2 separate regions of the Mus musculus genome follow, and region 1 is linked to region 2. The links are chromatin loops, found by intact Hi-C in ENCODE. Cell type or tissue: heart. All regions are shown on one strand. Each heading gives the region's core, and the rest is flanking DNA. Links, peaks and the distances in the headings are about the cores only.

Evidence for each region. A loop is a pair of places that touch in the nucleus more often than their neighbours do. Peaks named below come from ENCODE experiments on the same cell type or tissue, not always from the same donor. Only the 100,000 strongest peaks of a DNase experiment are listed, where the experiment ranks them.
Region 1: it touches region 2 in a loop (7-fold over the local background); 3 of 42 quality-filtered maps call a loop at or near these places.

Annotation. Positions count from the first base shown.
Region 1 is chr10:84,596,018-84,600,804 of GRCm38, reverse strand. The region is part of intron 6 of Tcp11l2 (t-complex 11 (mouse) like 2); the gene reads right to left. Among named protein-coding and RNA genes, the nearest start is that of Tcp11l2, 21 kb to the right of the region's middle. In heart, for the core only: a CTCF peak has its summit at 2,366 (motif pointing right); DNase peaks (open chromatin) are centred at 2,444 and 3,234.
Region 2 is chr10:84,531,087-84,535,873 of GRCm38, reverse strand. It overlaps Ckap4 (cytoskeleton-associated protein 4), which reads left to right and starts at 1,986. Exons shown (of 2, transcript NM_175451.1): 1 at 1,986-2,427. The coding sequence starts at 2,008. In heart, for the core only: a CTCF peak has its summit at 2,302 (motif pointing left); DNase peaks (open chromatin) are centred at 1,743, 2,383 and 3,463; H3K4me3 peaks cover 2,500 bases; H3K27ac peaks cover 2,494 bases.

The DNA.
Region 1 (4,787 bases), core at 1,127-3,626, 65 kb before region 2:
CAGACACAGATGTAAAAAACAAACAAACAAACAAAAAGAGAGACAATAAAGACCACATTGCAATTCTTCTTAATTCAGCAGGGGTAACTTATGACTGGTGTTGTTCACTACACGTAGCCATACCACCCCAGAACCCATTTCTTCTCAGAGGCAAACACTTTTCTTCCTTTGCTAGCTCTGCTTATAAAGATAGAAAAGGTCTTTTACGTAGAAGATAGCCATCAGAGATCACAGTGGGAATCCAGGGAGATATACAGTATGGTGGTTAATCAGCATTTAGACTGTAAGTTTAATCACTCACAGTCGACACAGTAAATGCCCAGTTAGTTATCTCCAACTAAAGCTACAGTGTGGCTTGGTAGATTCCAATTCTGACTGCCTTTAGAATCACCCGAAGGGATTTAAAAAAGAAAACCAACCATTCTGGGCACAGCTCCCAGACCTTGGAGTTTGTGATTTAATGAGTCTCAGGTCAGGCTTGGGCATGAGTGTCTAAGTGACCCAGGCCAGGCTAACACACGGCCAGAACTGCACAGGACCAGAGAAGCAGAAGGCACTTCTGCCTCTCCCAGCTGTATACTGAGATTCCACTCTGCAAAGCCGGTGCACTGACTGGTCCATGGGTGAGGAATCGTGGAACCTCCCCAAGTCTACTTAACGAAGACCAAAGTGTGGACACTTTGCCCCTTCTTAGAAATGGGAACAAAACACCCATGGAAGGAGTTACAGAGACAAAATTTGGAGCTGTGACGAAAGGATGGACCATCTAGTGATTGCCATATGCAGGGATCCATCCCATAATCAGCTTCCAAATGCTGACACCATTGCATACACTAGCAAGATTTTGCTGAAAGGACCCTGATATAGCTCTCTCTTGTGAGACTATGCCGGGGCCTAGCAAACACATAAGTGGATGCTCACAGTCAGCTATTGGATGGATCACAGGGCCCCCAATGGAGGAGCTAGAGAAAGTACCCAAGGAGCTAAAAGGAACTGCAACCCTATAGGTGGAACAACATTATGAACTAACCAGTACCCCGGAGCTCTTGACTCTAGCTGCATATGTATCAAAAGATGGCCTAGTCGGCCATCACTGCAAAGAGAGGCCCATTGGACTTGCAAACTTTATATGCCCCAGTACAGGGGAACCCCAGGGCCAAAAAGGGGGAGTGGGTGGGTAGGGGATTGGGGGTGGGTGGGTATGGGGGACTTTTGGGATAGCATTGAAAATGTAAACGAGGAAAATACCTAATAAAAAAAAATATATATAAACAGCAAAAAAAAAAAAAAAAAAAAAAGAGCTTCTCCATTTGCTCATCTGTGCAATGGGACATACTGAGGACCTCCTATGTGATGGGTACTGTACCAAGTACTAGGCACTCAGAGATGAATAAACACAGCCCAGGCTCTGGAGGCGTTTCCAGTGCAGCAGGAAGTAGAAACATAGAAAGCGTAGCGCCGTGGCAGGGACATCTAGATAAGTGCTCCAATGTTCAGTTGTCCATGACATCTATTCTTTTATTTTTTTTCCATGTTTCCTTTTTCTTTTTTTTTCTGCCATGTTTCCTTTTTCATGTCTTCTTTTCAGATTATCAATTAAGAGGCCCAAGCCTGGGGGGCTGGTGAGATGGCTCAGTGGTTAAGAGCACCGACTGCTCTTCCAAAGGTCCTGAGTTCAAATCCCAGCAACCACATGGTGGCTCACAACCATCCGTAACAAAAATCTGATGCCCTTTTCTGGAGTGTCTGAAGATAGCTACAGTGTATACACATATAATTAATTAATTAATTAATTAATTAAAAAAAGAAGAAAAACAAAAAAAAGTAAAAAAAAAAAAAAAAAGAGGCCCAAGCCCAGCCTCCCTAACCAGAGGTTAGTCCAGCTAAGTTGAGGCCCACTGGGCTCTTCTGAGGAACTCACTGCTACTACAGTGTTCAAGGATGTCCCTTGTTTGAAGCAATCTTAACCATCTTAACCCATCTGCTAATACAGTCTGGCTTTCCTTGACTTGTCCTGGTGTGGCTCAGGCTGGTTGGCTTGCTCATTCACTTATTTATTTATTTATTTATTTATTTATTTATGCTAGCTAGAGTTGGATTCTGTTGCCTGTAACACAACCCAGCTTAGGGAAAAATCCAAAGAAAGAGATAAAAGTCACAGGTTAGTTTGGACTTGGATTTGGGAGACCCGGCTTCCACAGCTCACTCCTTACTTGGGGTACAATTCTCGAGGTCATGCTCCTTCTGTGTTGCTGCTTTGGTTGCTTTTGTTTTTTGTTTGTTTGTTTTGTTATTTTGGGTTTGTTGTTGCTTTAGATTTATTTTATGTATGTGAGTATGCAGTTGCTCTCTTCAGAAACACCAGAAGAGGGCATGAGATCCCACTACAGATGGTTGTGAGCCACCATGTGGATGTTAGGAAGTGAACTCATGACCTCTGGAAGAACAGTCAGTGCTCGTAATGGCTGAGCCTTCTCTCTAGCCCTTTTGTTTGTTTTGAGACAGGGATCTTATTACATAACCTAAGCTCTTTAATACTCAAGAGCATAGTCAAAGTGAGCCTCAAACTCACAGCAATCCTCCTGCCTCAGTCTTCTGGGTTCTGGGATTACAGGCATACATGACAATATCTGGCTTAGAGTTTGTCTTAGAGTTTCTCGTGCTGTGAAGAAACACCATGACCGACCAGGGCAATTCTTTTTTTTTGTTGTTGTTTGTTTGTTTGTTTTTGGTTTTTCCAGACAGGGTTTCTCTGTATAGCCCTGGCTGTCCTGGAACTCACTCTGTAGACCAGGCTGGCCTTGAACTCAGAAATCCACCTGCCTCTGCCTCCTGAGTGCTGGGATTAAAGGCGTGCGCCACCACGCCCAGCTTGACCAGGGCAATTCTTATAAAGGAAAACATTTAATTGGAGGCTGGCCACATTATCATAATGTGGAAAAGCAAGGCAGCACACAGGCAGACATGTTACTGGAAAGGAAGCTGAGAGTTTTACATCCTGATCAGCAGGCCATAGGAAAAGAGAAAGTATATGCTATGTGTACACATACATATACACAAATACACACAAATACAGATGCACACATTCATATATATGCAGGCATGCACCAAAAACTCCAGTAAGACTTATGTCCTTTTGTGTTAATAATTCTTGTAAGACTCTTATTTTGATATCAGAGCCAGGGCCAACTTTTTGGCAGAGTGACTTGGGATATAATTAACAGCTGACATACACTCTGCTTCCTGCACTCCTGATTTCTGTAGCTAAGCAAAGCATAACTGGCCTTGCTATATTACTAAATCTGTGGAAAAGAGCCAAGTCAACATGAAAGGTGAAGACAAGGTCACCTAAATTTTAAGAAGAAGCAAATAATTTGAGATAAACCAAGCTAGAGGCAGCAGGTATTGAGTAGTTTGCACTCAATTTACAGCTGTCTGAATTGATGGCATGACTGTCTAGGGACACACGGGCACACATGACCCCGCCACTGAGCCTCAGGAAGCTGAAGCTGAGAACAGAGACACGTTCAGGCATTTTTTTTTAAATTCCAATCTCTTTTTCAATGGAGCTAAAATAGAGTCCTTGAAGTCACAGAGCTTTTATTACTGAAGTCTTTAGTGACCTAGTCTCACCAATTAGCTGATACCATAGAACCCTCTGCTGTATGCCCCACTGACAGTCAGTGTCTCATTCCAGGAGAGGCAGACATGTATACACACCTCTAATGCCAGCACTTGAGAGGCAGAGGCAGTCAGATTTCTGAGTTCCAGGCTAGCTAGGGCAACACAGAGAAACTCCGTCTTGAAAAAGAAAAAGAAAAAAAAGAAAAAGATGCGTGCTCTAAGACAGAGAAGCATCTGGGTTATCCAGGATCTCCTATAACATAACCTGTTTCCTCCTACGTAAACAGAGCGTGAGAACAGTGCCAACCTCTCACAGACATGAATGAACCAACCAATGAAAAAAGAGTCACAGAAGGTCACAGCATCACCACCAGCAATAAAGAGAAGCCTATCTCCAAATTCAGACAGCTTCAATTGATTATTGGGAGGGTCAAACCTCCTGTCTATTATTTCCTCATGAAGATTTTAATTTGCCCTAAAGAGCTTAATAAAGGTCTCTACATTGATACCAAAGGGGAATGAACCTTGGTAACCTGCATAAAACCACACTTAATTGTATGGCCATTCCTCAAGCGGCTTCCACACTCTATGTGCTCCCCTGGGTGTGCTCCAGTTTACAGGAACCCATTTAAGAGCAGCACCCATTGTGCCCTGTTCACATACTGCTATGATGCTACCGCTGTGATGGAAAAGCTCAACTCTGTTAACAGTGGTCCTGCAGGAAGCCACCCAACAGCCTTAGATCACAGCTAATAAAATCCCACCCAACCCAGTTGCCAGTGAGCTGCCATGGCACCTCAAGCTTTTCGGTAGGAAAATAAAGGGTAACAGGAGGGACCTCGCTGGGTACTTGACCAAATGAGGCAGTATTTACCAGCCCCATTCCTCTCTGCCTTCTCTCCAGTCATACACCTACTGAAAGTGCGCCCATCAAAGTTATCAATAATCCTCATTGGTCAAATCCAGTGGTCAAGTCTTGACTTTCATCTCTCTTGACTACTGAAAAGGTCCTGTCACATCCACTCAAGCTTCCCCTACGTTCCAGCAGGATGCCACTCCCCTTGACTTCCCTCCTCCTATACTTCATGACCAGTTCCCTCAGCATCTACACTCACTCCCTATGGCTGTTTTACCTCATGCATAAGAATGGCAAGAGCGCTGAC
Region 2 (4,787 bases), core at 1,235-3,734:
TGTTGAGCTAAGAGGTTTCTGCTACAGTATCTGCTATTCAGCCCAAGGAGGGGGCGTTCTCTTCTGTCTAGAGCAGATGCTTTCGCTAGGGCACACTCTGGCCCAAATTTAATCTCCTCTGTGTTTTCCCCACAATAGCAGTGACTCTCCTGCTTCTTTTGCTACCTTATTTTGTGGCCTTTTGCAATGGGCAGCCATTCTCTATACACAGCACACACCCTTCTAGTCAAGACAGGTGTCCTGGGCTTACCCCACTTCCTGCTCAGAAATAGCCTTCCTGTTCTCCTACTATGCAAATTCATTCTCCAAATTATTCCTCATTCTCTACTCTGTGTACAGCTCACGGTTTGCTTTCCAAGTTCTCTTTTCATTTATTGTCTCGGTTCTTAGGCGTTGGTTTTTAAAACATTAAAACATGCTTTCCCCCACCCCCACCCCCACCCCCTGCCAGGACCCAGAGCCCGTGATCACAGGCACATATGTGCCTATTCAGATTTTAAAGGTGATTTACGAAAAGAATGAGGAGCAACAAGATTGTCCTTGAGGAAGGTGCCTCTAGCAGTGGACAGACATCTCTCTGGCACACAGTGGGCCTTCAGCAAAGTTTTGCCCTTGTAAAGTTGCACATTCAGTGTCTCCTCGAAAATACTTTTCTCAAGAGGGGTATTGTCGGGCATGTGACCACCAAAGTATGGAAGTGGTGGTATTTGAACATGGGAAGATTCCAGTTTTGTTTCTAATTTTTTCCCCCTTCTAAGCAGATTGGGAGGAAGTTACAGACAGAAGAAATAGCATCCCTACTTCTGCCGCGCAGAAGTACACACTAGGACTGCGGGAGCCAGGTGCAGGGGAAAAGGTCCAGATTGGTATTACCAATGATCTGCACTGATGGTGGGCTCTGGTTTCCCTCCCAGTCATGAGTGAAGACTCACCCATGGGCTTCAGAAGCATCAGCCCAAGGTTCAAAACACGGCTGTGTGGGACCTTGAGGCATTCTGTTGGGGTCGAGGCTCAGCCTTGTGTGTTTCCTATAAAATGGGCAAATGTAATCTCAACCGTTCAAAGCTTTTGCGAGGATTTTAGAGCCCATACCAGCTGATAAGCACAGGTCTGGCACTGCTATATTTCTTTTTACAAATGTGGAAGTGACAACCTCAACCTGTGTCCCTCTAAGTGAGGGTGCTGATGGCTTCTCTACACTCAACCCAGAGCCTGTCAGGAACTGGAGCTGTGGAGAGACTGTATGATACCCCAAAAGAAAAGAGAACCAAGGGGCCTGGGGGTGTTGCATACAGTCTACTGCCCAGGCAAAGAGGGTCTGTAACTCAGTAACTCAATAACTCAGTAACTCAGCTCCCTAGGACAAGTTCTAGTCCATACCCAAGGTGCTTGGGTGCAGAGTCCTTCGAGCCCAAAAATTCTCGGGAAGAGACAGGCCTGGCCCGGCTGCAGGGCGGCCTTAGAGGAGGGGTGTTCCCGGCTTAGTGGTGGGCAAGTAGGGCGTCTGACCCCCCCCCCCCCCGTCCTGTCCCCACCTTCCAGAACCGTGCTTTCCGCTCCCCCTAGCACTCCCCCTCGGCCCGGGTGGGGATCGTGCTCAGCACAGTGCTCAGGAGGCACCCCCACCCCGCTGACTCCTCTCGAGGGTAGCCGGGGCACTGGGAGTCTCAGCCATCCGGGCAGCCGCGCCCAGCCTCGCCCCGCCGGGCTCCGCCCGCCCTCCGCGGGGTCGCAGCGAAGGGAGGAGGGGCGGCGGCCCGCTTGCGTGGCAGGCGCTCGGGCTGGGCTCGGCCTCCCTTCCCGGGAGGCGGGGTCGGCGCCGCGGCGGCGGCGGAGCCAGGCCCCCTCCTCCTTCCGCGGCCGGCCTCCTTCCTCGTCGCCCCACGTTCCCGGCCGCTCCGACGCCGCTGCGCCCGCGTGCCGCCCGCGCAGTCCCCGTGGGAGCCGGAGCCAGCGTCCCGGGCCGCGCGCCCCGCTCGCCCATCCCGCCGAGCCGCCGCCGCCGCCATGCCCTCGGCCAAACAAAGGGGCTCCAAGGGCGGCCACGGCGCCGCGAGCCCCTCGGACAAGGGCGCCCACCCGTCGGGCGGCGCGGATGACGTGGCGAAGAAGCCGCCGGCGGCGCCGCAGCAGCCGCAGCCTCCCGCGCCGCACCCGCCGCAGCACCCGCAGAACCAGGCGCACCGGGGCGGCCACCGCGGCCGGTCCTCAGCCGCCACCGCCAACGCGTCCTCCGCGTCCTGCTCGCGCAGGCTTGGCCGGGTGCTCAACTTTCTCTTCTACCTCTCCCTGGTGGCGGCGGCCGCCTTCTCGGGCTGGTATGTCCATCACGTCCTGGAGGAGGTCCAGCAGGTCCGGCGTGGCCACCAGGACTTCTCCCGTCAGAGGGATGAGCTGGGCCAGGGCTTGCAGGGCGTCGAGCAGAAGGTGGGTACTCCAGCTTTTGCGGGGTCGGGACTCTACTCCTGCCCTCCCTGAAGGGGCCCTGGTCCTTTCCTGCCCAGGCCCTGTGGCAAGAGCTGGGACCCCAGCGCCCTAGTCGCCAGGGCGGTCCCAGACCCGCTTTGTTAATGGTCTCAGAGAGGGATGGAGCGGACTCTGAGGATGGCCAGACCATTGGGGGAGGATGGGCCAAGGGCCTGTCACAGGACATTAGCGGTGACCTGTAAGGAAGCCGGCAGGCTCTACGTAGCCCATTCTTTTTGCATTAGGAACCGTTGAATGGACAGAGTTGCCCGAACAGGAGCCTGGAAGGGAAATCATCGCATCCCCGGAAGCCTCTAGTCAAGACTTCACCTTGGCTATGCCAGTAGGAGTCACCCGAGCCAGTTTTTAATAGACCTAGAGTTTTGGGGGTGGGGGTGGGGGAAGCTAGTGAGCTTAGTCATTTGCTAAGTTCAGATGAAACGTCTATCTTTAGGTCCCTTGTCCTTAGCTGGACCAAGGAGCCCATGTGGGCCTTTGAAGTCGCCTACTCCAGCTTTAGGGGAAACACAGGCCAGAAGTATTAGATCACACTTATGTGGTGTGTAGACAGCGTATTCATGTATTTTATTTCCTCACTCAAAGAGTTAACTAGAGGGAGGAAGAGAGGGCTGACAAATTTGACTCCATTTTCCAGACCCGAATATTGAGGTTTAAGAGACACAAAGTGAGTTGACACAGACCACAGCTGGCTTGAGTCGCAGATTGTGGAAGAAAGTGTGGGCCATTCGTGAGGAAGGATTCCCCAGCGAGCTGTTTCAGGAATGACCAGACAACTCTCATGGCAAACTGCTCAGTTTCTACCCTTCCAGCCCAAGTGTAGCCCCCTTCCCTCTAGTGCCTTCTCCATCCTCTCCACCCACATCCTTGCTCAATGAAACGCACTTGCTGGACGGAAACAAAAAATCCCGCCATTTCTGAGCCCGGAACCACGGCCTCCTTTCCCAGCATGCCGCTTGCCCTGCCAAGTCCCTACTTTTTTGTTGAGTGTGCACCACTAGGAATTTCCTCTCAAGACTGGAAGAGCAACTGGAGTGAGTCAGCCTGTGAAGTGGTGTAGGCCAAGGGAGGTGACTTAGCTGGGGAAATGAAGTGGGCGATTCTGCTCTGCCTGCTGAATGTCAGACCATCCTAAGAACACAGACACCCCGCGGGAGTCTGATCGCTAGCCCGTTTCCTCTCTTCCTAATCAGTCATAATATTTATTGAAGCCTGATAGTTGTATGGCTGTGCGTGAGCCCTGTGGAGGATATGGAGGAGGAAAAGGCGCAGATCAAGCTTGTGAAGTGGCATCCTAAGTAGGTTTCAGGGGTGGGGAACTTATGCACACTTTGAGAAGAAAGGGCTTGTGGGTTTGTATGTGGGACAGGGCTGGTCATTAGAAGTATCAGGAGATGGCATGACCCCATACAGGTAAGGGGACAATCTCGACTATACCTGAAGGACAGAAGGTAGCTAGCCTTCCAGTGACAGAATACAGGGGAAGTTGGAAGCTTGAGCCCAAAGTGGTTAGATCCAGGTTGAAGAACATGGGTGTTAGTTCCTATGTTGCCTTTTGGTCTCTTTGTTGGTTTTACCCCTTCCCATTCACAGCTGTATGCAAATCGCTTTCCTCTTTGAGCCTGTTTCTCATTCTCCAGGCAAGAGGAAGGCGCCATCAAGGTTTGTAAGAACTGGGATTGGGGATAGCCCAGCTGGTAAAGTGCTTACTGTGAAAGCATAAGAACATGGGTTCAGATTTCTCGGGCCTGTGTAAAAGTCCACACTTGGAATCCCATTGTTGGGGAGGCACAGACAGGAGGTATCTCTGGAGTTTGCCAGCCGGCCTGTCCAGCCAAATCGGGGTACTCCAGCTCCAGTAAGAGACCTTGTGTCAAAGAAACAAACAAACACACAAACAAGTGAACAGGGAGAGCAGTCAGTGTCTGGCCTCTGTATGCCTGCGACAGCCCCGTTGACTGTCAGCCATTAGTAGTAGCACCGGCCTGTCCACTGTTACCCCAGAAGGCTCCACAAAGGCAGGGATGGAGTTGCAGCCATTATTCCGTCGCTGGCATTCACGCACCACACAGCAGACATCCCCCACATGTCAAAAGGACAGACATCCATCCAGTACATTTTAACTGTTATGAGCACTTTGTGCATAAAGAAGCACACACACACACACCCCATGACCTCAGAAGGGGAGACACTGGGTTCCTTGGGGGACTGGTAATAGTTTCTGATCTGATTAACTTCCTAGCCATTTGTGAAGTGCCAACCTGGGATTAAATAGGAGCTCGGCCTGCCCAGGCTTTATCAGG